Linked DNA regions of Homo sapiens: region 2 is linked to region 1. Evidence: chromatin loops called from intact Hi-C (ENCODE). Cell type or tissue: ascending aorta. All regions are shown on one strand. Links, peaks and the distances in the headings refer to the core of each region. The heading gives the core; the rest is flanking DNA.

The links. Hi-C counts contacts between places; a loop is a spot of excess contacts. Peaks named below come from ENCODE experiments on the same cell type or tissue, not always from the same donor. Only the 100,000 strongest peaks of a DNase experiment are listed, where the experiment ranks them.
Region 2: a loop joins it to region 1, with 2.5 times the contacts of the local background. A loop is called at or near these places in 33 of 110 quality-filtered maps.

What each region holds. Positions count from the first base shown.
Region 1 is chr6:24,196,482-24,212,900 of GRCh38, forward strand. DCDC2 (doublecortin domain containing 2) reads right to left here. Exons shown (of 10, transcript NM_016356.5): 8 at 8,521-8,621. Among named protein-coding and RNA genes, the nearest start is that of NRSN1, 78 kb to the left of the region's middle. In ascending aorta, for the core only: a CTCF peak has its summit at 8,664; no DNase peak of the experiment used is centred there.
Region 2 is chr6:24,054,712-24,071,130 of GRCh38, forward strand. No RefSeq gene overlaps it. Among named protein-coding and RNA genes, the nearest start is that of NRSN1, 63 kb to the right of the region's middle. RefSeq lists an enhancer at 6,306-6,515. In ascending aorta, for the core only: a CTCF peak has its summit at 9,611 (motif pointing right); no DNase peak of the experiment used is centred there; H3K27ac peaks cover 2,119 bases.

The DNA.
Region 1 (16,419 bases), core at 5,609-13,608:
ATGATCTCTGCTCACTGCAACCTCCGCCTCCCAGATTCCAGCAGTTCTCATGCCTCAGCCTCCCGATTATCTGGAATTACAGGTGCCTGTCACCACACCTGGTTAATTTTTTGTATTTTCAGTAGAGACCAGGTTTCACCGTGTTGGCCAGGCTGGTCTCGAACACTCCTGACTTTAGGTGATCCAGACCACCTCAGCCTCCCAGAATGCTGGGATTACAGGCATGAGCTACCACACCCAGCTCCAATAAGACCTATCTGACAGGGTTGTTTTCATAATTAAACGAAAGAAATAAAAATCCTTAGTCCAGTGCCTGGCACTCAGTAGTTACTTAATCAATGGTAGCTATTGTTTAATGCAGATCACCATTGTGGGCTGTTGCAGAGTTGGTCTTACTATAATGAAACTAATGGGCTTTCAACGAATTTCTCCACACTTTTAGTTTTCCATATTTATAATATAGCTGCTTAGGATGTAAACGTCAGCAGACCATAGAGAATGGCTGTAACCTGACTTCATAAGCACCTCGTATCGAACAAATAAACTAGGCAATCCCAATGTTATGACCAAGAGAGTCCAAGAAGAAAGTACCTTTGGTTACCTGGCTTTGGTTTCTTCAAGCACATACCAATTTGTTGATATTGCCCAGCTTTTACCAATCTGTTTCTCAGTATCTCCTGCATACCTGCATTTTGATAAGCTAGCACTCACAAGTTAAATAAGAAATCAAGCCCTGCAGATGCATCCAAGGCTGTTCGAGCATTATCAGAGATCAATTTTCCCTCCCAACTCCCCTTCCTGAGGATCATCGAATGTCAAAGTAAAGAAATATCTCACAGATTTGCAAGTTGTTAAATAAGTGATTAACAGAGAGATTTCTCCTTTGCTAATAAGGCTATGATTTTCTCTTAATATTTGACATTTTGACTTTGGAATATAAATTAGTCTTGGTTTCTGCAGCTATCAGGTGTTGTATATACATGATGATCACTCTTCTTTGTCTTAAAATATACTATTTAATTATGGCTTCACAGAAGACTTAAAGTTTCACTTTCCCTCAGGAAAAAATACCTATAACTGGAGTTTATGAAAAATTATTAGTTATAGCTAATCCTGGATAATAAATTGGATTTTTGAAATCTGCGTGATTTTTACCACGTTAGGCTTTTCATCAGGAAGACGACACTTGCAGAAAATGCCTGTGGAATCATCAAGCAGCAATTTCACTGCTGCACTGTTAAGACAAATACAATTGAGAAGATCATCTATGGAATTTGTCAGATGGTGAAATCTGCTTTTAGAAAAAAAATATCATATAGTAGTCAGAGGACAAGTGGTAGTTCCTAGTGACTTCTCCCCTTTCCTGAGTCTGGGATTATCATTTCCCCCTCCTCACCTAAACTCCAATCCTCCACTTAGAATTGTAAGGAAGCTTGATGTATTATATTAAAAAGCATAGCTGACTTTTATTTCTTCCATCATTTAGAGAAAATTAACACTACTTAGTCCATTCTATAAGCACATGTGAGTACGTATATACTCACACACACACACAACTCCTAGAAGTACAGTGTTCTACTGGCCTAAGAAAGAAAATCAATACACACAAAGCAAATATTTGACTTACATTTATACAGGCAATTCCTTTATGAAAAACAAATTCCAACCAAAACAATCTCAAGGACCCTAAAGGCAAGAATATACTGGCATTTTAAAAAAATGCTTTTCTGAAGATGGCCAAATAGGAACAGCTCTGGTTTGCAGCTCCCAGTGAGATCAACACAGAAGGCCAGTGATTTCTGCATTCCCAACTGAGGTACCCGGCTCATCTCATTGGGACTGGTTAGACAGTGGGTGCAGCCCACAGAAGGCGAGCTGAAGCAGGGTGGGGGGCACTGCCTCACTCAGGAAGCACAAGGGGTTGGGGAACTCACTCCCCTAGCCAAGGGAAGCCCTGAGGGACTGTGTCACGAGGAATGGTGCATTCCAGCCCGGATGCTACATTTTCCCCACAGTCTTTGTGACCCGCAGACCAGGAGATTCCCTCAGGTGCCTACACCACCAAGGCCCTGGGTTTCAAGCACAAAACTGGGCAGCCATTTTGGGCAGACACCAAGCTAGCTACAGTTTTTTTTTTTTCATACCCCAGTGGTGCCTGGAATGCCAGTGAGAATGAACCGTTCACTCCCCTGGAAAGGGGGCTGAAGCCAGGGAGCCAAGTGGTCTAGCTCAGTGGATCCCACCCCCATGGAGCCCCAGCAAGCTAAGATCTACTGGCTTGAAATTCTCACTGCAAGCACAGCAGTCTGAAGTCGACCTGGGACACTCAAGCTTGGTGGGGGGAGGGATGTCTGCCATTACTAAGGCTTGAGTAGGTGGTTTTCCCCTCACAGTGTAAACGAAGCCACGGGGAGCTTCGAACTGGGTGGAGCCCACTGTAGCTCCTCAAAGCCACTGGAGCCAGACTGCCTCTCTAGATTCCTCCTCTCTGGGTAGGGCATCTCAGAAAGAGAGGCAGCAGCTCCAGTCAGGGGCTCATAGATAAAACTCCCATCTCCCTGGGACAGAGCACCTGCGGGAAGCAGCGGCTGTGGGCACAACTTCAGCAGACTTAAACATTCCTGCCTGCTGGCTCTGAAGAGAGCAGTGGATCTCCCAGAACAGCGCTCGAGCTCTGCTAAGGGATGGACTGCCTCCTGAAGTGGGTCCCTGACCCCTGTGCCTCCTGACTGGGAGAAAATTCACAGGATGGGTCAACAGACACCTCATAACAGGAGAGCTCTGGTTGGCATCTGGTGGGTGCCCCTTTGGGACAAAGCTTCCAGAGGAAGGAACAGGCAGCAATCTTTGCTGTTCTGCAGCCTCTGCTGGTGATACCCAGGCAAACAGAGTCTGGGGTGGACCTCCAGCAAACTCCAGCAGACCTGCAGCAGAGGGGCCTGACTGTTACAAGAAAAACTAACAAACAGAAAGGAATAACATCAACACCAACAAAAAGGACATCCACACAAAAACCCCATCAGAAGGTCAGCAACATCAAAGACCAAAGGTAGATAAATCCACAAAGATGACAATAAACCAGTAAAAAAGGCTGAAAATTCCAAAAACCAGAAAGCCTTTTCTCCTCCAAAGGATCACAACTCCTCACCAGCAAGGGAACAAAACTGGATGGAGAATGAGTTTGATGAATTGACAGAAGCAGGCTTCAGAAGGTGGGTAATAACAAACTCCTCCAAGCTAAAGGAGCATGTTCTAACCCAATGCAAGGAAGCTAATAAGCTTGAAAAAAGGTTAGAGGAATTGCTAACTAGAATAGCCAGTTTGGATAAGAACATAAATGACCTGATGGAGCTGAAAAACACAGCAAAAGAACTTCGTGAAACATACGCAAGTATCAATAGCTGAAATGATCAAGTGGAAGAAAGGATATCAGAGATTGAAGGTCAACTTACTGAAATAAAGCGTGAAGACAAGATTAGAGAAAAAATAATGAAAAGGAACAAAGCCTCCAGAAAATATGGGACTATGTGAAAAGACCAAACCTACAACTGATTGGAGTCCCTAAAAGTGATAGGGAGAATGAAACCAAGTTAGAAAACACTCTTCAGGATGTTATCCAGCAGAACCTCCCCAAACTAGCAAGGCAAGCCAACATTCAAATTCAGGAAATACAGAGAACACCACAAAGATGATCCTCAAAAAGAGTAACCCCAAGACACATAATTGTCAGATTCACCAAGGTTGAAATGAAGGAAAAAATGTTAAGGGCAGCCAGAGAGAAAGGTGGGGTGATCCACAACGGGAAGTCCATCAGACCAGCAGTGAATCTCTCTGCAGAAACCCTACAAGCCAGAAGAGTGGGGGCCAATATTCAACATTCTTAAAGAAAAGAATTTTCAACCCAGATTTTCATATCCAGGCAAACTAAGCTTCATAAGCGAAGGAGAAATAAAATCCTTTACAGGCGAGTAAATCCTGAGAGACTTTTGTCACCACCAAGCCTGCCTTACAAGAGGTCCTGAAGGAAGCACTAAATATGGGAAAGAAAAACCAGTACCAGCCACTGAAAAACATACCAAATTGTAAAGACCATCGACACTAAGAAGAAACTAACGGGCAAAATAACCAGCTAGCATCATAATGACAGGATAAAATTCACACATAACAATATTAACCTTAAATGTAAACGGGCTAAACGCCCCAATTAAAAGACACAGACTGCCAATTGGATAAAGAGTCAAGACCCATCGGTGTGCTGTATTCAGGAGACTCATCTCATGTGCAAAGACACACATAGGCTCAAAATAAAGGGATGGAGGAATATTTACCAAGCAAATGGAAAGAAAAAAAGAAAAAAAAAAACCAGGGGTTGCAATCCTAGTCTCTGATAAAATAGACTTTAAGCCAACAAAGAACAAAAAAGACAAAGAAGGCCATTACATAATTGTAAAGGGATCAATTCAACAAGAACAGCTATCCTAAATATATATGAACCCAATACAGGAGCACCAAGATTCATAAAGCAAGTTTTTAGGGACCCACAAAAAGACTTAGACTCCCACACAAAATTAGTGGGAGACTTTAACACCCCGCTATCAATATAAGACAGATCAACGAGACAGAACATTAACAAGGATATTCAGGACTTGAACTCAGCTCAACCAAGCAGACCTAATAGACATCAACAGAATCCACCACCCCAAATCAACAGAATATACATTCTTCTCAGCACCACATCACACTTATTCTAAAATTGACCACTTAATTGGAAGTAAAACACTCCTCAGCAAATGCAAAATAATGGAAATCATAATCAACAGTCTCTCACACCATAGTACAATCAAATTAGAACTCAGAATTAAGGAACTCATGAAAAACCACACAAGTACATGGAAACTGAACAACCTGCTCCTGAATGACTACTGGTACATAACGAAATGAAGGCAGAAATAAATAAGCAATTTGAAACCAATGAGAACAAACACACAATGTACCAGAATCTCTGAGACACAGCTAAAGCAGTGTTTAGAGGGAAATTTGTAGCACTAAATGCCCACAGGAGAAAGCAGAAAAGATCTAAAATCTATATCCTAACATCACAATTAAAAGAACTAGAGAAGCAAGAGCAAACAGATTCAAAAGCTAGCAGAAGACAAGAAATAACTAAGATCCAAGCAGAACTGAAGTAGATAGAGACACGAAAAACCCTTCAAAAAATCAATGCATCCAGGAGCTGGTTTTTTGAAAAGATTAACAAAATAGACCACTAGCCAGACTAATAAGAGAGAAGAATCAAATAGATGCAATAAAAATAGATAAAGGGGAGATCACCACTGATCCCACAGAAATACAAATTACCATCAGAGAATACTATGAACACCTCTATGCAAATAAACTAGAAAATCTAGAAGAAATGGATAAATTCATGGACACATACACCCTCCCAAGACTAAACCAGGAAGCCAAATCCCTGAATAGACCGATGATAAATTCTGAAATTGAGGCAGTAATAGCCTGCCAGCCAAAAAAAAAGCCCAGAACCAGGCAGATTCACAGCTGAATTCTACCAGACATATAAAAAGGAGCTGGTACCATTCCTTCTGAAGCTATTCCAAACAATAGAAAAAGAAGGACTCCTCCCTAATTCATTTTATGAGGCCAGCATCATCCTGATACCAAAACCTGGCAGAGACACAACAGAAGAACATTTCAGGCCAATATACCTGATGAATATTGACACCAAAATCCTCAATAAAATACTGGCAAACCGAATCCAGAAGCACATCAAAAAGCTTATCAGCCACGATCAAGTCGGCTTCATCCCTGGGATGGAAGCCTGGTTCAACATACACAAATCAATAAACGTAATCCATCACATAAACAGAACCAATGACAAAAACCACATGATTATCTCAATAGATGCAGAAAAGGCCTTTGATAAAATTCAACACTCTTTCATGCTAAAAATTCTCAATAAATAAGGTATTGATGGAATATATCTCAAAATAGTAAGAGCTATTTATGACAAACCCACAGCCAATATCATACTGAATGGGCAAAAGCTGGAAGCATTCCCTTTGAAAACTGGCACAGATCAAGGATGCCATCTCTAATCACTCCTATTTAACATAGTATTAGAAGTTCTGGCCAGGGCAATCAGGCAAGAGAAAGAAAGGGTATTCAAATAGAAATAGGAAGAGAGGAAGTCAAATTGTCTGTCTTTGTGGATGACATGATTGTATATCTAGAAAACTCCAAGATCTCAGCCCAAAATCTCCTTAAGCTGATAAGTAACTTCAGCAAAGTCTCAGGATACAAAATCAGTGTGCAAAAATCACAAGCATTCCTATACACCAGTAATAGACAAACAGAGAGCCAAATCATGAGTGAACTCCCATTCACAATTGCTACAAAGAGAATAAAATACCTAGGAATACAACTTACAAGAGATGTGAAGGCCCTCTTCAAGGGGAAGGACAAACCACTGCCCAAGCAAATAAGAGAGGACACAAACAAATGGAAAAACATTCCATTCTTGTGGATAGGAAGAATTGATATTGTGAAAATGGCCATACTGCCCAAAGTAAGGTATAGATTCAATGCTATCCCCATCAAGCTACCATTGACTTTCTTCACAAAATTGGAAAAAACTACTTTAAAGTTCATATGGGACCAAAAAAGAGCCCATATAGCCAAGACAATTCTAAGCAAAAGGAACAAAGCTGGAGGCATCATGCTACCTGACTTCAAACTATACTACAAGGCTACAGTAACCAAAACAGCATGATGCTGGTACCAAAACAGATATATAGACCAACTGAGCAGCACAGAGTTCTCAGAAATAACATCGCACATCTACAACCATCTGATCTTTGACAAACCTGACAAAAACAAGCAATGGGGAAAGGATTCCCTATGTAATAAATGGCGTTGGGAAAACTGGCTAGCCACATGCAGAAAACTGGAACTGGACCCCTTTCTTACATCTTATAGAAAAATTAACTTAAGATGGATTAAAGACTTAAATGTAAGACCTAAAACCATAAAAACCCTAGAAGAAAACCTAGGCAATACCATTCAGGACATAGGCATGGGAAAAGACTTCATATGAATAAAACACCAAAAGCAATGGCAACAAAAGCCGAAATTGACAAATGGGATCTAATTAAACTGAAGAGCTTCTGCACAGCAAAAGAAACTATCATCAGAGTGAACAGGCAACCTACAGAATGGGAGAAGATTTTTGCAATCTATTCATCTGACAGGGCTAATATTCAGAATCTACAAGGAACTTAAAAAAATTTACAAGAAAAAAAACAAACAAACCCATCAAAAAGTGGGCAAAGGATATGAGCAGACACTTCTCAAAAGAAGACACTTATGCAGCCAACAAACATAAGAAAAAACGCTCATCATCACTGGTCATTAGAAAAATGTAAATCAAAACTACAATGCGATACCATCTCATGCCACTTAGAATGGCAATCATTAATAAGTCAGGAGGCAACAGATGCTGGAGAGGATGTGGAGAAATAGCAACACTTTTACACTGTTGGTGGGAGTGTAAATTAGTTCAACATTGTGGAAGACAATGTGGCGATACCTCAAGGATCTAGAGCCAGAAATACCCTTTGACCCAGCAATCTCATTACTGGGTATATACCTGAAGGATAGTAAACCAATCTACTATAAAGACACATGCACACTTATGTGTACTGCAGCGCTATTCACAATAGCAAAGACTTGGAACCAACCCAAATGCCCATCAATGATAGACTGGATAAAGAAAATATGGAACATATACACCACGGAATACTATGCAGCCATAAAAAAGGATGTGTTCGTGTCTTTTGCAGGGACATGAATGAAGCTGGAAACCATCATTCTCAGCAAACTAACACAGGAACAGAAAACCAAACACTACACATTCTCACTCATAAGTGGGAGCTGAACAATGAAAACACATGGACACAGAGAGGTGAACATCATACACTGGGGCCTGTCAGGGTTTGGGGAGCTAGGGGAGGGACAGCATTAGGAGAAATGCCTAATGTAAATGATGGGTTGATGAGTGCAGCAAACCACCATGGCACCTCTGTAACAAACCTGCACGTTCTGCACATGTATGCCAGAACTTAAAGTATAATTTTTTAAAAATGCTTTTCTAAGTGGGTAAGTACTTTTATTCCAGATGAAAATCCCAAACCAATACTCTTTTTTATATCAAACTTTATCACTTTATCTCATACCTAATCCCATCCCATCTTGCTCTTCAATGCTCTTTATTAAGGAAATACCATTTGCTGTTATTTAAAAAGACTTGGTCTAAATGGCTATTCTTCACAGGAATACTAGGAGAAAGAATGGTGTTTTGTTATGTTTTTAAGGTTGATCAGCCACATAGTACCTTAGAGGGTTTAATTCATACAGGTATAGGAACAATTTGTAGGAGATAACACAAAACTTGGAAAAAAAACACTATAATTGTCTTACACATATTTTTTAAGGCATGGAGATTACCTGATCGACTGGAACCTCAACCTGAGTATCTTCATCTTCTTGGACTTCTGCTGCCCCCCGTGTTTCAGACCTCTCTGCTCCAGCTTTGAAAATGCCTTCATCTATTGAGACAAACACACAGTGAAAATCAAAATCCAATTGTGACATCGTGTGGCTGAATGCTGGAATTACAATCAAATGCTTATTTTTAATAGACATTTGGATTCCCTTTTTAGTTGATAGTATTTTTGTGCACCCCCTCCTCCGACCACCACACCACCCCCAGTTGTTCCACATTTTCATTGAGAAAACATTCAGTGGTCAAAACAAGGCTGACCCAGCAGGGTAAAGTTCTGTCGAAGCTCCTGTTCACCCTTTGGCTACTGATTTACTAACATAGCCCTTTGTACAGGCATTGAGATGAGAAGAAATTCACAAGTATCATCCCAGTTCTCCCCTCCTATTCACAAAACAGTGAAAATGCTTGCTGCTTTAAAATACTACTTTTAGAAATTTACCTTTCCCAAGAGAATGCTATGCATTCAATATAACGTATTGGAATAATTCTCTCTATTCAGAGTATTATAAAAAATGTTTTTACTGCAGCCAAATCATAGAGTTGACTTTCCATATCTCACCAAAAAATCAGTATCATTTATTCTGCAGATCTCCACAAGATTTTCACAACCTATGACTTTAAATCCTTAACTATCAAATGTAAACTCAATCTCTGACTTTAGGTTAAGCTCCTTCAACTTGCTTTCCTCTGGAAAGCAATAATAGCTGTTTTTCATATTTGAAGTAGTTTTAATGTCTCCCCTCAGCCTTCTCTTCTTCAGGCCAAGTAATCAAAGAATTGCAGAACCATTTGTCATTCTGTCCATCTACTTGCCTCAAGACAGGTTTAGTGCTTTGGCCATTCTCACAGATGTTTTCTCTGTCCAATTTTTAAGGCTCTCCAGGGATGGCGATTTTACCTCCTTCTCTGGTAATCTATTACAATATTTGATTACCCCTACAGTCTAGAAAATATATTTTTATCTTTTGCCTTAAAACCCCCTTTATTTCTCTAATGGAAGCTTATTTCCCAGAGCATAATTATTTAACCTATTTTATCTAATAATCTTTCGTATTGCTAAAGCTATGAAGTCACTCTTAATTAAATGTAAAATATATTTTTACACTTGTTGAGGACCAATTATATGCAAGGCAGGATGTGAACCCAGGAGACAGCCTAAGATATGAATGAAATGTGGACTGTTCTCTCAAGTTGCTTCCAGTCCAATGAGGAGACAGAGATAAACATACTTCCAATAAGGTGAATGATGAGGAAGGGCAATAGCAGAGTATTATGGAAGCTGAAAATATACAGCCCAGTGAGGAAGGAATGAAGGAAAGAAGGAAGGAAGGAAACAGGAAGGGAGGAAAAGAGTGAAGAAAAATAGGTATGTTTGACATTCATTTCTACCTTCTGAAATTACCTTGAAAAACAACCATCATAGTCAGATGCTAAACTCAGTAGACTACAGTTATGACCTATGCACATGACTTTTTGGATGACATTTTGTGTCCAAATGTTGCACTTGCTTACTAAGAGACTACAAAGGCAGGCCTATAGATACAAAAGGAATACAGTCTTAATACTCACATTCAATGAAATGTTTAACTGTATCCAAGCGGAGCTACGAATGGTTTGCAGATGTGTTTTAGAATAAGCATTTTACCAGAAAAGAAGAATACAATCGATAACAACAAATAAAATAAAATTGAAAGGGCACTGGAATGGAAAATGACAACCATAAGGATATAAACAGCAAAGAGACAAATCAGCAAAGCTCAACGCTGTGCACAGTGACACAAAGAGAATATAAATACTTTTTTTAAATGGTTGCCTCAGGTGTGGAGGGAGGATGTGTTTATCAGTGAACCAAAATGTTTAAGCCATTGCCATTAACAGCACAGAGCAAGAAATGAAGATCAGAAAGGAATTCATAAGAATAAACAGTGATCAAAAAAAGGCAGAACAGCTAGAAAGGCCTTTGTGATAGGCCTACTAGAATTTTCATTTTTACCATAAACATTATATAAAATTAAAGGCAGAATATTAATTTTTCGAGAAAACTATTTTAAATAGTATTTTTGATTATAAATTGTTTATATGCATTTTAGAAAACTTGGAAGGTGAAAAAATAAATATGTTTAATCTCATGACCCAGAGACAGCCATCACTAATATTTTGACAATTCTTTCCTTCCCTCCCTCACTCCATCTATCTTTCTCTCTCTCTCTCTCTCTCTCTCTCTCTCTCAGACACACACACACACACAGACACATGCACTCGTAAAACTGGGATCTTATTGTACATATAATTTTTAAAATCATTTCTTTAAAACCATATCATGAGCATTTCTCATGTCACTAAATGTTACTTGAAAACATAATAAATAGCTGCATGTTGCAGTACCATGCTTTAATTAATGGACAATAATGAATAGTGCAAAATAGGAATTTTTAATGAATAGATACTATTCATCTGATTGATGGGTAAATATGCACTAAGATCTACTGCATAATAGTCACTCTGGAAAATATGAAAGCGCTGCTGGTGAGGGTTTTGTATCCCATGGAGACCATCACAGAGACATGCGATGTTTACTCTTCCACATTCATACCCTGTAGCTCCTTTCCTATCTTAGGAGTTTGTTTTCCAAGAATAAGCATGGTGCACTGCAAAGAGTAAGTCCTCAGTTAATATTTATTAGATGTAAGACAAAAGACAAGCCCCGGTTTAATCTCTTTCTCACACGTTGATTCCCCTCCTGCTGTATACACCCCCTACACCCACGTGTCCTCACCCACCCTGCTCAGTATTAAATTCTCTCTTCCAAAATTATCTCATGGGCATCCTGATTTTGATACAATTAATTCAAAAGAATCCTTGGCCTCTTCTTTGAATGCTTCTTCTACTTCATTTTAAAGGAAATCTAACCAACCCTGTATGTCACCATCTGAGTAACTTCAACACCATGTGATGAGCCACTCTACACCCTTAAATACCCTGACTCTTCAACTCCATTGACATCCCCTCAATTTCACCTTGATTTCGATCATTTTCATCAAATGGAGCGATTTCAGTCACAGCCCATGTGCAGTTAGGACCAAAGAACCTGCAGGTCACGGACCCGCTATGCTTTTTCATGTCTCACCCTATGCCTTCCATGTCTAGTTTGCCACTTCTACCCTGTCCCTGGGTGGTGGCCCAACAGCAGACTTACTCATGGCTCAAATCTTACTCAGCTGTCAATGTTTCATGAAAATCTCCTCTGATCTTATCCTGTAACCCCACAACAAAACAGAACCAACAGCTCCCTCCTCTGTGCTACTTTTTTTTTTTTTTTTTTTTTTTTTGAGATGGAGTCTCACTCTGTTGCCCAGGCTGGAGTGCAGTGGCGCAATCTCCGCTCACCGCAAGCTCCGCCTCCCAGGTTCACACCATTCTCCTGCCTCAGCCTCCCAAGTAGCTGGGATTACAGGCATGTGCCACCACACCTGGCTAATTTTGTATTTTTAGTAGAGACAAGCGTTTCTCCATGGTGGTTAGGCTGGTCTCGAACTCCAACCTCAGGTGATCCACCCTCCTCAGCCTCCCAAAGTGCTGGGATTACAGGCATGAGCCACTGTGCTCAGCCCCTCTGCACTACTTTTTCCTCCCACATACTGCGTTTATTCATGATCACACTTACTTTAATCAATTTCTTTTACCAATTCTGCCCCCTTCCCTGCTAGACCACAAGCTCCTTTAGGCATAGACCACAATTTTTGTCCTGTGCCTAGCACAATGTCAGCCTCCTAACAGGTTTTGACATGTTCTTTAAACTGAACTAACAATACAAAGCATTATATAAACACCAAATTTTTGGCATTGTCTGCAAGTATTATTTGTAATACAATCTGTATTCATATACACTTCATCCAGGGCCAAGATCCGTGGGCCAATGTGAGTGTTCAAAAGTAAATTAGGCCTTAAATTAGAAAATTAAAATCATTTGATGCCAAAGAATTGCCAACAAGGCCAAAATACAATGGAAAAGAATCCGAATGATATAATAAGAATATGTTTCCCCTCTGTCGATGCCATCGTAAAAAGCAACTGAAGACACATTTCATGGACAAAGTCAAAGATAAAACATTGAAAATTTAAAACACCTGCTTGCAAGTATAGATTCCATGAGAAATTTCCAAAAGTATTACCCTTTTTATCAAGGGCAACATTATTTGAGCACTTCAAAACCTTACCATATTCCCTTTATTACTACTAATTTAAACTTGCACAGTAAATTTGTGGATTTAGACCATGACAGCGTTATTATGTGCCATGGTTGTCTAGTTATTGCTACAGCAACATCAGCTATTCTACCACGACTCATGAAGGGTGAGTGACAACTAGGGCTGAGGTGTTTTGTCCCCAATGAGACACAGAAGCAGTTTTAGTGTCACTTGGGATTTTCATAAAAACAGGAACTTAGTGTTACTACATACTAATGTCAACAGGTAAGTGATCCTTTTTGCCACACACTGCCCACCTGTGAACTTTTTAGTGTGCCAATAATAGTTCTGCACACATTCAGGAGTTCTGAGTCCCCTTTTACTGAGCATTAGTATAATTTTCAACTGCTCATGAAACGTCTTGAGTTTTAGCAATTTTGCTTCCTCTAAAACTAATTGGGCACAGCAAGTATAATAACAGAATGCCTGTGTATCATATAAAAGTAACTCTTCTCTAGGTAGTAAAAGTGAGCTCTTGGGAAAAGTAATAATGGGATGGCGCATCATCTCAGAATGCAGAGCACCTGGTGCTTAGCTGTCTAGAGTCACGGTCTCATCCTCACCCCCACACTTTCCCCAGCTCTTTCTAATCTATCTTCTATAACAGCACCCCAGAGAGATTATTCTTGTCAAAATTATCAATGACCATCATTACAATATTTATTATCTCATTTACTTGATCTTTTAGCAGCTTTTAATGCAGCAGTATCAGGGTGTGTGTGTGTGTGTGTGTGTGTGTGTGTGTGTGTCTGTCTGTCTGTCTGTCTGCCTGCCTGCCTGTCTGTCTTCACCCTCCTGGTTTTACCAGAAGTTTCTCCTAAGTCTCCTTGGCCAATCCATCCTCCTCTGTTCAACTTCTAAATATTGGCCCACCTCAGAGCTGCATTGTGGATCAGGTTCTCTATCTACACACTTTCTAGATTAATCTCATTTGAGTACCATCAATGTGCCAGTGATTCTCTAATACGTATATTCAGCCTTGACCTCTTTATAGATCCCAAAACATATATATCTATCTAACTGTCTAACTTGACACTTCACCTTGGATGTCCAATAGGCACCTCAACCTTAACATGGTCAAAACACAACTCTGGTTCCCCACCCTAAACTGCTCATCCCCCAGATTCCCCAACCCAGGAAATGGCACCACTTCTCAATCCCAAAATCTGGGAATTATCTTTATTTCCTCCTGGCCTCAGTTTCTATATCCATTCCATTGTCAATCTTCTCAATTCAATCTCCTTTTAAAATGTATCTCAAATATATTCATTTATTTCTATCTCCACTCCCAACTTGGTCTCATCACCATTATCTGTTGGATGGGCTGTTAAAACAGCTTACAAACTAGTGTCCCTCTTCTTCCACTCTTGCTAGCTCATAATCATCCTCCATACAATAGCCAAGTGCTCTTAATAGATCATTTAAAAAGTGTTTAATTCCACAGCTTAGAAACTCTCCAACATTGTTCCATCACATATACAATCCAAGTTCCTTACTATGGCTTACAGAGATGTGATCTGGCACTTAACTCCTCCTCAAACTGCATTTCGTATCTTTTTCCTTGCACATTAAACTCAAGCTCCACTGACCTTCATTCTGTTTCTCACTAGAAAACTCTCTCCTGCCTCATGGCTTTGTTCTTCACAGAGTCTCTGCCTAAAAAGTTCTTTCCCCATTTTCACACCGTCAGCCAGATCTCAGGAAACCCTCCTTGTTCCAATTCCAGTAGCCACTCATTCATTCATAGTGCCCTGGTTTAATTCTCTGCCTTGCACTTACTGTGTTTGTCAGTTTCCACCAAAGTGTAAGCTCCAAGAGATCAGGCAGTTTGTCCGTATTTTTCACTGTTCCATCCCCAGCACTAAAACATATTTGCTGTATTGAAGTAGAATGTAAGGAGCCAACAACTTAGCCACTAGCCCAGTGCATTAATTCTTCATGTTCTTACAGGGTGTTGCCCCAATCTGGCTACACTTGGCAGTATAGCATTTGGATGGAGGGTAGAGAGGAGAACAAAGGGAACTGACGAGAAAGAAGACAGATTGAGGTACAACCTACAAAGGGATCAACAAATTACGTTATTGGTGGTAGGTAGAATAATGCCCCCCACCCCCAAGATGTCCACATCCTGATCGTAAGAAACTGTGAGCATGTTACATGACATGGCAAAGAGGAATTACGGTTGCAGATGGAATTAAGGTTGCTAAGCAGCTGACCTTGAGATGGGAAGAGAATTGTGGCTTATTCATGTGAACTCAATATAATCACAAGGGTCCTTGTGAGTGAAAAAGAGGAAGGAGGCCCAGAGTGGGACTGATACAGTGCAAACAAGACTTGAGCCACCCTTGCTGGCTTTGAAGATGGAAAGGCCACAAGTCAAGGAATGCAGGCAGCCTGTAGAAACTGGAAAAACCATGGACATGAATCCTTGCCTAGAGCCTCCAGAAGGAACACAGACCTGATGACAGCTTGGTTGTAACCCAGTAAGGCCCATTTTGGAATTCTGACCTCCAGAACTGTAAGATAATAAATCTGTGTTGTTTTAAGGCACCATGTTTGCGGTGATTTGTCACAACAGCCATAGGAAAATGATACAACATGTGTCTAGAAATTATGTGCATGAGGAGGGGTCCCCAACTCCCAGGGCCACGGACTGGAAGTGGTCTGTGGCCTGTTAGGAACTGGGCTGTACAGCAGGAGGTGAGCGGCAGGTGAGTGAGAATTGCCACCTGAGCTCCACCCTCCCATCAGATCAGCAGCAGCATTAGATTCTCATAGGAGCACAAACCGTATTGTGAACTGCACATGCAAGGGATCTAGGGTGCACGCTCCTTACGAGAGTCTAACTAATGTCTCATGATCTGAGGTGGAACAGTTTCATCCTGGAACCATCCCCCGACGCCCCTGAATAAACTGCCTTCCACAAAACTGGTCCCTGGTGCAATAAATGTTGGGAAGCGTTCTTCTGGAAAGAACATCTGCAGTGGCCACCACAGATCCACTTTCTGAGTCCTGCAGATACCTGCTGGGCAAAAACAGGCCTTTCAGATACCCTCTGCTCCTCCTGCCAAAAAGACAGTGGTCAGAAAACCCTCCTTTGAGCCTCCTGCCTTTTGTTTTCTTTCCCTAACTGTAAATACTTCTCTTTCTCATTCTCCTACCAGGTGCAAAACACTACCACCAACCCCAGACACCCACACATCTTCCAGAGGAAAGTGATTCTATTTTTTTAAGTCTTACCCTGCCCTAAAAACCTTTGTAGTAAAAGCCATTTGCTAACAAACTAAAAAGCAAGGATAAATTTGATACACAATACTGCTCTCATTCAATTACTACGTGAAGGATCAAATTCAATGCTTGAATGCACACTACACCCAAATTCAGCTCTCATCTTTTTTTCTTTGAACGTGAACAGACATTTTAGTGTATATTACACGGTAAAGCCATAACAAACACTCTAGTAAAAATAAAAGTGCTCCTCAATTATTTTTCACTTATCCCTTATGAATTTTATTGCTTACAAAATGAAAGCAGAGCTGCTGAGGTAGGGAAGTCATATCACCACTGTACTGTTCATAATAAATAGGAATCTGC
Region 2 (16,419 bases), core at 4,721-12,720, 140 kb before region 1:
GGCTCCTTATCTCCTCTTTTTTATAATCCGTCATCATCTTTAGCATAAATTCCTTCCTAGCTCAGCCATTTCAGCCTTTTGCTCAGGCCACACTTTGATTCCTGCAAATTTGCTTTCAATTCTTCATCTCTACCCATCTTGTGACTCATCTAAACCCTATACATAAAGTCATTAACGAGCCATGAAGAAAGCCAAGAACACAAGTGGATTATTTGTCCACAGGGCAATGCTAATCAACCTCAGTTTAGTTTTCATTATTTCTTGGTGAGCCTTTAATACATTCCAATTTGATTGTCTATCACATACCTGAAGCTCTATTCCAAACCTTTGACCCTCAAACTCCTAAACACAGTCTGTCGAATCTTTATCTCAAAATTATCTCACATTCCTTTGCTCTAGAGGGACTGAGGCCCTTTAGCACCAAAGCCACAGCTCTCTCTTCTTCCATCCCAATCATTTATTTCCTCCTGCTTTCATCTTAGGGGGAGAGAATCCCTTCATCTCAGAATCTGTACCATCATGCGTCACTTTTGGTCAAAAGGAAATAATTAGTTTGATCCTGATTCAAACAAACTATATGTAAAAAGACATCTGGAGATAACTGAGGAAAATTAAATGATGTCTGGATACTGTATTACAGTGAGAAATGGACGTTAACTTGTTAGGTCTGATAATAGCATTGTGGTTATGAAAACCAAGGATCTTATTAGTTAAGAGGTGCATATGAAATTATTACGAGTGAAAAGGCACACAGCATCTGGAATTTGTTCCAAATGCTTTGGCGACTTTTTGTTCCAATGTAGGGCATAGATGAAACAAGCTTTAGGAAATGTTGGTAATTGTCAAAACTGTGTGATGGGTAGCTAGAAAATAATAGATTCTCTCTAATCTTGTGTATATTTGAAAATATCATTCTAAAAATTAGAAAAGCCAAAGCAATTGAAAGTCTTTTTAAAATCGTTATTAAAAAATTATTCTCTAAAATCTTAAATCACCTTCTGTTGGATTATTACCCCTCCTGCTGCTTTGAAACAAGCTCTGGCCTTTTCTGTCCTAACCTTCCCTGAATAGCACTGTTTCTGGAAACTATAACTATCTTTTTATCTTTTCCAAAATCCTGAAATGCCAAGAAAATAGTTCAGATCATTCTGCCTTTCCAGAATTACACCCAATCCTTATCTCCTCCTGCTCTCACCCTCAGCAATCTGGCTTCAACTGTCGTCACCACCTAGCCAGTTTCAAAATTCTCAGGTGCCATACCACTCATCTCTACATGAACAAGGCTGTTTCTCTGATCTCTCTTTTTTGCAGCCAACCATCTCTCTTCTTCTGGATAATTCAAAATTATTTACATTTATTAACTCAGATAATCATCCCAATAATGCTATGAGGTAGGTACTACTGTTGTCCCCATTTTAGGTAAGGGGAATATTGATGCAGAGAAAGGTCAAATAATTTGTTCGTGGTCACACGGCTAATGACTGGCAGAGCTGGGAACCTAGGTAGCCCAGCTCCTTTGTCCATGCTCTTAACTATTGTGATGGTTAATTGTAGGTGTCAACTTAACTGGATTAAGGAATACCTAGAGAACTAGTAAAGCCTGGGCGTGTCTGTGAGAGTGCTGTGCTTCCAGAGGACATTGGTGTGTGCGTTGGTTGGCTGACTGGGAATGATCCACCCTCAGTGGGCATCATCCAATCAGCTTGAGGTCCAGAAAGAACAAAAACACAGAAATTAAGAAAGAAAGAAAGAAAGAAAGAAAGAAAGAAAGAAAGAAAGAAAGAAAGAAAGAAAGAAAGAAGGAAGGAAGGAGAAAGAAAGAAAAGAAAGAAAGAAAGAAGGAAGGAAGGAAGGAAGGAAGGAAGGAAGGAAGGAAGGAAGGAAGGAAGGAAGGAAAGAAAGAAGGAAGGGACAGTTTATTTTTTTCTCTCTCTCTCTCACTCCCCTGGAGATGAGATACTCTTCTCTTTCTCTTGGATATCAGAACTCCAGGATCTTTGGCCTTTGGTCTCCAGGACTTACATCACCAGCCCCTGGGTTCTCGGGCCTTCAGCATTTGACTGAGAATTATACCATCGGCTTCCTGGTTCTGAGGCTTCTGAACTTGAACTGAGCCATCGCACCAACATGCCAGGGTGTCCAGCTTATAGACTGTCGTGGGACTACTCAGCCTCCATAATTGCATGAGCACATTCCCCTAACAAATGCCCTCATATACCAATCTATCCATCTATTTCCTATTCATTCTGTCTCTCTGGAAAACTCTAATGTAACAGTCACACCAAACTGCCTTATTGACATCTAGTGTAGGACTGCTCCTTCTGTTCCATGAGTACAGCCATTGTACAGCCCCTGTGAGTGTACAACGCCACAAGGAGGTAAGCACATTTGGGATTTTAAAGTTCTGTCATAATGTTCTGCTTGCCCAGAAGAATAACCTTTTCACCATGTTAATGAGACCATCTAATATTCAGCATAGTCAGTGAAATCATTACAAAGTGAATTTTACTTTTAATCAATTAGTCGGCAAAATAATCCAAACATGACTAGCTAAGAAACTAAATAGACAAAACAGCTAGTGAATGGACAGGGACTTTATTTCCTGGTGTTTCCTAAAGTCTGGATAAATAGTATCTTTTAGAAATCCTTTGGGAGGCCAAGGCAGGCAGATGGCCTGAGGTCAGGAGTCCGAGACCAGCCTGGCTAACATGGTGAAACCCCATCTCTACTAAAAATACAAAAATTAGCCAGGCAAGGTGGCAGGCACCTGTAATCCCAGCTACTCGGAAGGCTGAGGCAGGAGAATCGCTTGAACCTGGGAGGCGGAGGTTGCAGTGAGCCGAGATCACGCCATTGCACTCCAGCCTGGGCAACAAGAGCAAGACTTTGTCTCAAAAAAAAAAAAAAAAGGAAAGTAAAAGAAAAAGAAATACAGGACAAGTGAAGTATTTTAGGTAATGCTAATGTAGACTGTATGAATAATATGTTTGTAAATCTTGTCAATGAAAATATAAATAGATTTTCAATCATCACTTTCGTCTAACAATCAGTTTTTCTTTTATTTTCAGCAGCTACTCATGAGCATAAAGTCCAAATTCGTTCAGATGGTATAAAAAGCCTTTCATCCTCCAGCCCTGCCTACCTGTCCCCACTCAGCCTCTGTCACCACCAATTCCCGATATATTCTACACTCTATTTGCGATTTCCTAATGAGCTTTGTAGTTTAAGTCCCTAGGTTTTTGCATAGGCTATTTTTTTTAAGAATACATTACCTCCTCCCTATAGACATCTAGAGTGACCCACTGGCCCCAAGTCAGACCAACCCCTTACCCTGGCTCCAGTAGCTCAATCTGCTCTACAAGGATGATTTTACCAAAGCCAGGTGAAACACATTGCCCATTCCTTCTGAATATTTGCAGCCCAGCCTTGGAAAGGCTGGGTATGTGTATGTATATGGTGTATAATCTTTTAGAACTCTCTGTTGTCTCCATCCTCTGGACTCCTAAAGCTCCTCAATATACCCTCATTTGTCCCTATCTCACTTTTCTTGCAATTATTTATGTACACATGCATCTATCTGCCCTACTGTATTTAAAACTTTATGAAGGCATCTGTTATGACTTATTTTTGTTTCTTCATACAAAGTAGACACTCAACTACTCACAAGATCTTGTTGATTGAATTAATAAATCTGTTTCACCTGAGGATTTTCACTCAGCTTCAGTGGGAAAACCGTAGGAATAGGATATTCTTTGCCTGTGGTGGTCTTATCTATCAAATCATTAAGAGACCAAATTTAATAAACTGTAACAATGTCATACCAAGATCCACTTGATACATTTAACAAACTTTAACAATGTCATACCAAGATCCACTTGAATCAAATCTGTTTAAAATGTCAATTACAACATACCTTTTGCCAATTCGAAAAAACATTGTCTGGTTTAGTAGATCCAAAAATAAACACAAAAATTTGCTACTTACGTTATCAAGTTTATACAGTGTTGATTAATTCAGGTGCTTCTGAAAAGGGTTTCAAAAGTAGATGAATACATCTGATTCAGACTCAGAATGATAAACGTTATGATGAGCATTGTTCTTTAACTTCCCTTCATTCATTTTTAATGTCAGTTCATCTCAGGAATATCTGATTTTGTTTATTCTTGCTGTTTGATAATTCTTAAAATTTTATATTTCGAATGCTTGTAACTTCAGTACCATGCCCTCAAGATATTTTTCCAGGCAATCTAAAGGAAAGCGATTTGTCTCAATATACCTAGAGGGAGACCTGCATCTTATGCCTCTTTGTACACCCAGTAAACGCCATAGATCCTGGCATCTACTAAGTCCTCAATATGCATTTGTCAAATTGAATTGACCTACACTTCATCTGGAGAGTCTGATGTTTAAATCATTGTCAGTGTTGCTTGGTTTTATTTGGAAGGAGATGGGCTTATGTTTAGGGAACATAATCTCTAGGTCATAACTTTTTAATTTCTCTATTACATTTATTCACATATATTATTACATTAATAGGGTTTCAGCAAACCACAAGAACTTTTCAGATTTTATCATCTAATGCCATCAGCCTTTCTTTTGATGAAGTTAGACATTCACTTCTGATCACACACATTTACAGAATATTAAATTTCAATCAAGTTGGAGATAAATATTATCAGGTTTTATTAATTATTTCCAAGCTGATACCCCAGGTACTCTGAAAAGACTGTTATTTCTTCCTCCTTTGCTTATTAACTTTAAATCATAGTTTCTTCACTTACATCTGTCTCTTTTTCATTTGTACATGCTGCCAAGTATTAATTATCATTTTTAAAGATTGGAAAAAGAGGAAGTTTTCTTGCACAGAATGATGACCCACGCTTGAAAAGTCATATAGATACAAACACACGGCACAAGAAATAAAAAACTATACCTTATGAAAGTCCTCAGCCAAACCATAAGCATAGAAAGAAGACATTTAATACCAAGTATACTATGAAAAAGAGCCAATGCACAGCTTTCAGAACTTTAATTATTGCCTGTGTCAGGAAAAAATAACTGTTTCCAGCACACTGTGTACCTACTAAAGATTCTAGATGAAATCAGATATATAGGCATTTCTCTGGTAGTTAAAAGAGGTTAGTAACCAAGTACTATGTAATGACATTAATTAAATCCCAATTTCAATCTGTACTAAAACACTGTTCTCCTGAAGCTGTAAATAATGAGAATTGTTCTAGATAGATTTAGTGCACTACACTCCAAGGAAAAACAGAAGTTTGGGCATGTAGTGAGATGCATTGTAAATTAGCTCTTTCAGGAAAAAGAAAAAAGGGAAAAACAAAATAAAGTATTATTAACATCACTAAAATTCACAGATGACAGTACTAATTGCAGTGGATCTCTCATTCATAAATATTTATTAAGCCCTTACTATTTGTATAATGTGGAAACATACAATGCCCAAAGGCCTCAAAGACCTCAGAATCCAATTAAAGAAAAAAACACATATATTCAAAAAAGCCATTGTCATGATTATCTACATAGAAAACTTCAAGAAATCTACAAAATAAAAAACTCCAGAACTAATAAGTGAATTTAGCAAGGTCACAAGATATAAGATTCATGCACAAAGCAATTGCATTTCTATACTTATTACAGCCATGGAGAAATCAAAATTTAAAAACACAATATCATTTAAAGTCTCTTCAAAGAAGATGAAATACTCAGGTATAAACCTAACAAGACAAACACAGGATATGTTTGAAGAAAATTACAAAATGCTGATGAAAGAAGTCAAAGAACGCCTACATAAATGGAACACATACTGTTCGTCGATTGGAAGATTCAACACAGTACTGATGTCAATTTTTCCTAAATTGATCTGCAATTAATGCCATTTCTATCTAAATTCTAGTAAGATCTTTTGTAGATACAGACAAGCTTATTCTGAAATATACACGGGAAGACATAGGCCCTAGAAGAGCTAAAAGAATCTTGAGAAAGAATAAAGCAGGAGGTATCACTTCACCTGATGTGAAGACTTAATATATGGCTACAGTAATCAAGAGAGTTCATATTGGCAAAAGGATACACACACAAATCAATGGAATAGAGAACCCAGAATAAGACCCACGCATATACGAATTACTCTTCTAGGAATCAGTCTCATCCTGTATTTTGGAACTTTCACTTTTTAGAAGTCTTTCCTTATTGTTCATTTTAAATTCCTGATTTTATAAGATAATGCTTTTACTTCATATTCCAATCTCAATAGAAATCTTAAAAGCTGATTCTTCTACTGTGATATCCCTACTTTGCTTTGAATGTTTTCACTATAATGGGGCCTTATCTAGTTCAACCTCCTCTTCTGAAAGAAAAGAAACCAGAACGTTGACAGGCAATGGGACTTTCCTGAGACCACACAGCTGGACAGAGAAACTGACAGCAGGTCAGAAATGACTGACTGACTGACTGACTGGTGGGTGAAATGGAAGGATTCTAACTTAGAGAGAAACCACTCATATCACATTTGAGTCACTGGTGTACAGAGGGGAATTCTTTTTTTACTTATTATTTTAATTGACACATAATAATTATGTGTCAATTAAATCCCATACACATTTATGGGATGCAGTGTGATATTCTGATACACGTATATAGTGTGTAATGATCAAATCAGGGTCATTAGCATATCCAGCAGCTCAAATATTTGTCATTTCTTCACATTGGAAACATTCAAAATCCTCTCTTCTAGCTATTTGAACATATACAATAAATTATTGCTAACTATAGTCATCCTACTGTGCTGTCACACTAAAACAGTCCTCTTATCTGTGATTTTGTAACTATTAACCAAACCCTCTCTCTGTACTCTCCCTTTACTCCCCTTCCTGGCCTCTAGTAACCACTATTCTACTCCTTACTTCTAAGAGATCAACATTTTTAGCTTCCACATATGAATGAAAACATGTGGTATTTATTTTTCTGTGCCTAACTCATTTAACAACATAATGTCCTCCAGGCTCATCTGTGTTGTTGCAAATGGCAGAATTTTATTCTTTTTAATAGCTGAATAGTATTCCTTCATGTATCTATACCACATTTTCTTTTTCCATTCATCTATTGATAGATACAGGTTGATTCTCTATCTTAACTATTGTGAATAGTGCCATAGTAAACATGGGAGGGCAGATGCTCTTCAACATAACTGATTTTATTTTCTTTGGATATATACCTAGCAGTGGGGTTGCTAAATCATATGGTAGTTCTACTTCTAGTTTTTTTTGAGGAACCTCCATACTGTTTTCCATAATGGCTGTACTAATTTATGTTCCCACTCACAGTATATAAAACTTCCTCTTTCAGAGAGGAGACTTTTGAGCCATGTTGAGGTGGTCTTAAGATTTTAGAAAAGTTGACAAAAGACACCAGAGAGGCTCTCCAAATGAAAAGCCATTCAATGTTGCTGAAAGGAAGAAAAGGACAATATTGGGTTGGGATGGTTACATAGATTTCTGGAGGAATGGTTTTTTTTTTAAACTACATGTAGTGAAAAAGACTTCATCAATATTAAATGCCAAATGAATTGCATAAGACCTATAAAGTAAAAAAAGTCAGAAGGACTGAACCCCAGAACCAACTATGGCTGGCAAAAAAAAAAAAAAAAAAAAAAGCAATAACAATACTTTTTCTTTTTTTCTTTTTTTATTTATTTTTCATTTTACTTTAAGTTCTGGGATACGAGTGCAGAACATGCAGGTTTGTTACACAGGTATACATGTGCCATGGTGGTTTGCTGGGCCTATCAGCCCATCTAGGTTTTAAGCCCCACATGCGTTAGGTATATGTCCTAATGTTCTCCCTCTCCTTGACTCCCACCCACCAACAGGCCCCGGTGTGTGATGTTCCCCTCCCTGTGTCCATGTGTTCTCATTATTCAACTTCCACTTATGAGGGAAAACATGCAGTGTTTTTCTGTTCCTGTGTTAGTTTGCTGAGAATGATGGCTTCCAGCTGCATCCATGTCCCTACAGAGGACATTAACTTATTCTTTTTTATGGCTGCATAGTGTTCCATGGTGTGTATGTGCCACATTTTCTTTATCCAGTCTATCATTGATGGGCATTTGGGTTGGTTCCAAGTCTTTGCTGTTGTAAATAGTGCTGCAGTAAACATACATGTGCATGTGTCTTTATACTAGAAAGATTTATAATCCTTTGGGTATATACCGAGTAATGGGATTGCCGGGTCAAATGGTATTTCTGGTTCTAGATCCTTGAGGAATTGCCACACTGTCTTCCACAATGGTTGAACTAATTTACACTCCCACCAACAGTGTAAAAGCGTTCTTATTTATCCACATCCTCTCCAGCATCTGTTGTTTCCTGACTTTTTAATAATCGCCATTCTAACTGGCACGAGATGGTATCTCATTGTAGTTTTGATTTGCATTTCTCTTTTTAAAAAAAAAAGCAATAACAATACTTTTTAAAATAAGACATACCTAATAAAAGAAATGGTTTTTTTGAATTATGGGAAAAAAGAATGATAGTTTTATCCATTTCTAAATGCAGATGGTTTTATATTAATTTGACTAGAGGAAGCAAAATCAGCTAGGGCTTCATTTCTGTAGTCTCTGTTGGAGAAATCCATCTTTAGTCTTAAAAGGATAGACAAATATTTTACCAGAAAATAGGACCCAATATGCGCCCATTCTTTCACCCATTCATCCAAAAAAAAAAGATAGGCTCATACAACACACTAGGTACTTGGCAGAGTTAGGAAAGTGACATGAATATGGCATAGAAGATAAAAAATGTGCCAAGGATCTAAAGTTGAACAAAATCAAGTGGCATCTGTTTCCTCAAGAAGGTCAGTTATTTAGCATAAGAGACACATTAATTCAATTGTCAGTCAAACAAATGTAAAATTATATTTGTCATGTGTTGCGAAGAAGTATGTGGTGCTATGACAGCATAGATTAGGGAGATTTGATTTAGGGGAGCAAAGGAATGTGAGAAAGTGGTTGGGAAAGACCCCCTTGGAGAGGGATGGTTGAGCTGAGACCTGGAATGAGAAGGAGTTAAATTAGGATACAAGCATGGCAGAGAAGAACCTGCCTGGCAGACAGAATTATGAGTGCAGGAGCCTCGTGACAGTGTGAGCAAGGTGTGCCCAAGTACTGAAGGAAGGCCATCATGGCTGGGCACACAGATGAAGGCAGTGAGATATAACTGCAAAGGTAGGCAAGATCGTTTAGGCAGGGCTTTCTAAGCCATGATCAAGATTTAACTCTTTTCCAGGAACAAAGAGAATTTATCGAAGGAATAGCAGAGTCAGATTTGTATCTCAAAAGACCAATATGCCTACCTGGCATAGGCTTGGGATACCCAGTGAGGAAGTTTTCATTAGTCCAGGTGAGACAGCTGTACCTTAAACTGGTGCAGGAGAGTGGACCTAACAAGAAGGGGAAAATGTGAAGGTATTTTTAGGAAGCATAATCCATTGAACTTTTTGATGAATTGGATATGAGAGAAGAAGGTGTGTGACTATTTTCTATGGTTCCGGTTTGCAGAAGTGACCAGATGGTGGTGCCCTTTACCAAGCTAAGATACAGCAAAGATGACCACAGTTAGGGTTGAAAACCATGAGTTCAAGAAAATCATGAATTATGTTTGAGACAACCAAGTGGAGTTGTCAAATTGGCAGTTGGATATGTAATTCTGGCATCCAGAAGCAAGGTTTCAATCAAGGAAGAGATTCTAAGAAAGATTTTGCTGATGATAAGATGTTAATATACACATATGTATATATTCTATACTGGAGACAATTGCATATGTTGTTTTTTCTGTATCCTCAAGTGCAAAAAGAAATTACAAGTATAATCATGTATCTATTGTTTTTTGTATTATAGAAATCAGGCATTAAAGGCCAGGCGCGGTGGCTCACGCCTGTAATCCCAACACTTTGGGAGGCCAAGGTGGGCAGATCACGAGGTCAAGAGATCGAGATCATTTTGGCCAACATGGTGAAACCCCGTCTCTACTAAAAATACAAAAATTAGCCAGGTGTGGTGGCGCGACTGTAGTCCCAGCTTCTCAGGAGGTTGAGGCACGAGAATCACTTGAACTGGGGAGGCAGAGTTTGCAGTGAGCAGAAATTGAGCCACTGCACTCCAGCCTGGCAACAGAGCAAGACTCTGCCTAAAAAAAGAAAAAGAAAAAAAGAAAGAAGTCAGGCATTAAAAAAATAAGTACTAAAAGAACGAGAATGGAGAAATATTTTGAAGGGAAAAAGGCTGATCCCACAAACATATGCTGGTGAGGTCAACATTAATCACCAAAAGACTCTAGAACAGATGTGGAATAGTATGATTTGTGAGCTCTTCAAAAAGGAAAACATAATTACTGGGCCAAAATTCAGTTAAACTCATTCTATCCCTTTTTTAAAGAATTATTATTAAAATGTGGTAGACTTAGGATCTAGACTTCAGCCAGGCATTTGATAAACACTCTCAAAATGCTGTTATGAAAAATATAATAAGCTAGATGATAACATTGTTAGGTGGGTTGACAGCTGGCTCCAAAAAACATGTTTATAGTCCAAGAGGAAGAAAGTAATGGTGATCTGTAGCATTTGTCTATAGTCCTGTCCTTTTTAGCAACACCTGGAGACATTTTTTGTTGTCATGGCTGAGAGTGGGGTTTGAGGGGTGGTAGGAAGGGCAGTACTACTGACATCTACTGGGTAAAAGCCAGAGATCCTGATAAACAGTCCACAGTGCAGAGGACAGGCCACTACTTTGTCCCTCACTGACCAAGAAAGAATTATTCAATTCAAATGTCATTAAGGCCACTGCTGAGGAAACATATTCTAAGTGTTTAAGTGAAGAGATTAGAATAAAGGGTCAAATATAGCATAAATTAATAAAGATAATTATAATATCCTATATTTACTTCCCTCCAGTTACCAACTGTGTAGTAATGGGCAAGAAGCTAGAGGACCTCACTTCTGGTCACTTCCTTCCACTACAGTAAGTGCTGGAAACAATCTTCTTGCTCCAGCTATTCATTCTAAGAATGCAAACTCGTTCTCAGAGACTCACTTACCTTCTTTAAGCTTCTGTTTCTTTCTTTGTGTAAAAAGGAGATTGAACACGATGATATTTATGGAAGGCTGAAAATGGCTCCCCAAAAGATACTCACATTCTAATTTCCGGAATCTTATTTGGAAAAAGAGTCATTGCAGATGTGATTGTGATGAATATTGGTGTAGATATCACCCTAGATCATCTGTATGAGTCTTAAATGTCATCTCACATATCCTATTAAGAGAGAGGCAGAGAGCAATTACACACAGGGAGAAGAGAAGGCAATGTAAACATACAGGCAGAGATTGGAGTGACTTGCTCTCACAAGTCAAAGAATGCTAACAGCCACCAGAAGCAAGAAACAGATTCTCCCCTGGAACCTCTGGAAGGATCACAGTTATGTCGATGCCCTGCTTTCAGCCCAGTAATATTAAATTCAGACTTCTGGCCTTCAGAACTGTGAGGAAAAACATTTATGTTATTTTAACCCTCCAAGTCTGTGGTAATTTGTTGTAGCAGCCATAGAAGACTAACACAGATTTTGGTGCCAGAAGTGGGATGTTGCTATAACAAATACCTAAAAATAAGGAAATGGCTTTGGAATTAGATACTGCATAGTAACTGGAAGCATTCTGAGGCATGTAGTAAGCTGAAGAAAATGGGCTTCCAAAGATATATTCACTTTCAAATTTTTAGGACATGCAAATATTACCTTATATGAAAATCACTGTGATTAAATTAAATATCTGGAAAGGAGGTGTTATTTAGGATTACCTGGGTGGATTGTAAATGCAATCACATGTATCCTTATAAGAGACAGACAGAGTTTTAGGTCAGACAAACACACAAGAAAGCAATGTAAGGACAGAATAGAGAGACAGATAGCACCAGCCAAGTTTACAGCCCCTAGAAGCTGGAAGAGGCAAACAATAAATTCTACACTGGAGCTTCTGGAGGGAGTGTGGCCCTGCCTACCACCTTGATTTTTGATTTCGGACACATGGAACTGTGAAAGAATAAATTTCTGTTGTTTTAAGTTACCAAATTTATAGTAGTTTTTAGTACAGCCACAGGAAACTAACACTGATTTTGGTACAAGGAGTGAGATGCTGCTACAACAAACACCTAGAAGTGTGGAAGTGGCTTTGGGACTGAATAACGGGTGAAGACTGGAAAATTCTTGAGTTGCATGATAGCCAAAGCCTAGATTGCCTTGAACAGACTATTGGTAGAAATACAGATAGAGATATTCCTGGTGAGGGCTCAGAAGGAAATAAGCACAGTATAGAAAGCATTTATCATCTTAGAAAATACATGTGTTATCATAAACAAAGTGTTTGTGAAAATATGAATTTAAAGGTGATTCTGATGAGGGCTCAGAAAGAATGAGAAATATATCCTTGGAAATGGGAAGGGGGTGATCCTTGTTCTATAGGGGCACACATTTGGCTGTATTGTGTCCTACAGTTATGTAGAAAGCAGAACACGTAGGTGATGAACTTCTCTATTTAGCAGATTAGATTTCCAAAGTGTTAAAGGTGTGGCTTGATATTTTTTTCTTGCTGCCTATAGCAAAATTCAAGAGAAAAGAGATAAATCAAGGACCTGTTATTCAAAACAGAGTCAGGATTCAGTGATTTGGGAAATTCTCAGTCTATCCAGATTGCAAAGGATGCAAAAATTAGTAGATTGGCTGTTAGGAAAGCATGCTCTGGCGATAAGGCCAAGGGTGAGAGTGGACAACACGTAATAAAGAGATTCAGCAAGTGATTCATACATCTACTCAACCATCTCAGCAGAAGTCAAGAATAGAGATAGAATTATCCAGGAAAGATCTGCAGGAAACCCTCTGGTCTAATAGTGGGAATCCACATGGCATATATGGGAGAAGGTTTTGGAAATGTTACACCAGCAGAAGCACTGTTAGCATGAACTGAAGGAGACAGAGACAAGATAAACTGAAAGAAGGTTATCAGACTCCCAGAATTTTACAGGCAGGAAATAAGCAGATAAAACCACTGCAAACATGTGCTCTCAGTTAATAAAAAGGAATGATTTCCCCCAAGGACAGAGCTAGACCTGGAGCTTCAGAGCCAGAGGCCAGAGCCACAGGCACAAAGGCAGAGGATGGAGCCGTGGTCCTACAGGGCAGAGCCTCAAGTCGCAGAGGATTGTTCTCATGCCTTATTTTGAATTATCTTGGGATGGTGGTCCCTTTATTCCTTCTATTTTCTCCATTTTGGAATGGAAATATCTGTAACTGTTATCCTATACCTGTCTCATCTTCATATTTTGGAAGCAGATAACTTATTTTCTAATTTCACAGGTAGGTCCACAAACGGAGAGGAAATTTTTCCTGGAATCTTGAGAAACTTACCCTAAATTATCCAGGTGGCCTCTAAATGCAATTATGTGTATCCTTATAAGAGAGAGGCAGAGGAAGATTGGGGACAGACCCACACACACAGAGGTGAAAGCCATGTGAAGATGCAGCAGAAAGAGATGCAGCCACAAGCCAGGAAACGCCAACAGCCACCAGAAGCTAGAAGAGGCCAGGAACAGGTTCTCCTCTAGAGCCTAGAGAGGGAGTACATCCCTGAGATTGTTGGCCTCCAGAACTGTAATGGAATAAGTTTCTATTCTTTTAAGTCACTGAGTTTGTGTTAGTTTGTTACAGCAGCTACAGGAAACTAATATGGTATTCTACAATTCTAAAAATAAATTCAGGAGCTGTGATGTAATGACAGCAGGCACATAAATAACCTAGGTCTTCAAGTGATGGCAAATTCAGAGTAATATGGCTGTAACACGTACAATGTCACCTTAGAACTTCCTTAATAGAAGATGAGAGTACAGAATAAGGAAGCCAGTGTCCTGTTTTTCTCTACAGTGTTCAGACAATATTATGCCCAGCTCTCTGTACTACAGCTTTAAAAGGCATTGACATATTGAAATATGTTTAAAGAAAGGAAGGTATCACAAGGAGAGTGAAATCATGCATATGACAAAGAATTGAAGAAAAGAAGTAGAGGTGTCTAGTGCTTATTCTGAAAAATGTCCTTGAAGCACAGAATATGGCAGCTGCCCTCAAACTACTCAGAAACCTGTCTTGTGGAAGAGGGAAAAGATGATCTCATTCTCTTTGGCTCTAAGATCAGGACCTAAATTTAAGGAGAAGTTATAGGGAGGCCAATTTAGACTCCAAAGCCTCAAATTTTGATTGATCTGCTTCAGTGGTGCTAGATTGTCCGGAATCTGAGGGATCCACAAGCTGAAATGATTGCCTACTGGGGGATATTGTCTGAAAGATTCATGCATAAGTTGGACGAGGATGCCCCAGGGATCCATTCAAATATGATTCTGTAATTCTACTGTTATTGGTAGGAGAGGAGTAGGTCAAGTTTCTATCCCACAACATTTGAAGATGTGTTCCTTTATTGCTTAGCCTCCTCTTTTCCAGAACCACAACCCCTCCCCAAAAAAATACACAGCTTCTTTTACCCTTACTGCTAGTGTTATTATCCAACATTAAAGCACTCTTGACTTTCTGTGAACCGTGAAAATTCTTCATGACTTCCCCTGTTGCAGTCTAGTATAAAAAACAAGCCCTGAATCTAGGCTTGACTAATTATAAGCAGAACTACATAATGGCAGCCTACATTCTATTCCTACTGAAGTATCCACTGACACAAACCCACACTCCCTTTTCTAAAATCATGAACTGCTCAACCTATCCGTCTTTCCTAAGTATTTTTGAACTTCATTTTGTAAGGCTTGCTGATCCTCTCCATATGAATAAGATAAAGTTGGCAGGAATTGAACTTAGTCCTATTTGTTTCTAACCTCTAATTAAATGCTAATCCTACCCTCCAGAAAGTGGTGTCCTCAGCCAACTTACAGTGTACTTTCTCTTCCCTTTCTCATGTTCTCTAACCAACTAGATAAACAAGACAGGACCCGGGGGAGAACTCCAAACCCTCCTCTTTGGCTGTGCTTATCAAAGAGGAAAGCAACGTGGAATTCAAAGAATCAATTATTTGAGAGCTGCAATATCAAACTACTATTTTTTTCTAACATTGTAACTGCTTCTGAAATTGCAGAGTGGTCCTTATCTCCTCTCAAAGGCATGCTTTCAAAGGCATGCGTTTAAAAGCATGACCAGCCAGGCATGGTGGCTCACACCTGTAATCCCAACACTTCGGAAGGTGGATGTGGGCAGACCCCTTGAGCCCAGGAGTTCAAGACCAGCCAGGGAAACATGGCAAAACTCTGTCTCTATAATAAATACAAAAAAAAGCAGGAAGTGCTTCATCAATTACCATCTTCTGGGCATGATACATTATGCCCAAGGCTCTAAACCATGATAGGATAAATCAAATCAAATCAAATCTTGTCAGTGGTTTGTAAGTATTCCACAGGAGGCCCCAATTCTAAGATGGGTTCCCCTTTTTAGAAAGAGAGCCTTGGAAGGTATCATTAATATGTATCATCATTACCTTTTGGGTGTTTTGGTGAAATGATGGTACATTATCATTATTAATATGTATCAAATTAGCATGTTGGTTAAAACTGGCTTTTGTGACATTTTTTCCAGGACAATTGAAGTCAAAATTGGTGTTTTGGTACCCAAAGGGTAGGGGCTAAAAGGCACACTACCAGAAAATTATACCCATAATTCCATAGACTGGTATCCATTGACTCTAAAAACCTTGTCTGAGCTATTTGTGTATGCAATTTTGACTTCAATTGTCCTGGAAAAAAAGGTCACAAAATCCAATTTTAACCAGCATGCTAATTTTATTACTGAACATGCAAACAAATCAGCAAAGGTTTATTTGAGTCCATTCATAGTAATATGCAAGTGAATTCTGAAGTCAGGGCCAGATGCAGTGGCTCACGCCTGTAATCCCAGCACTTTGAGAGGCCAAGATGGGTGGATCACTTAAGGTCATGAGTTTGAGACCAACCTGGCCAACATGATGAAACCCATCTCTACTAAAAATGCAAAAAAAATTAGCTGGGTGTGGTGGTGTGGACCTGTAGTCCCAGCTACTAAGGAGGTTGAGGCATGAAAATTGCTTGAACCCAGGAGGCGGAGGTTGCAGTGAGCCGAGATCGCATCACTGCACTCCAGTCTGGCAACAGAGTGAGACTCTATCTAAAAAAAAAAGAAGAAGAAGAAGTCAGGATCTTCAAGTTAAATCTAAGCTTGCATCTAAAAATTGGAAAATAGAATTTTGTATTCTAAGGTTGTTTCTGGTTATTTTTTAATGCAGAAAAAGCAATCCACTCATTAACCAACACAAATTTACTGAAATCCCCAAAGG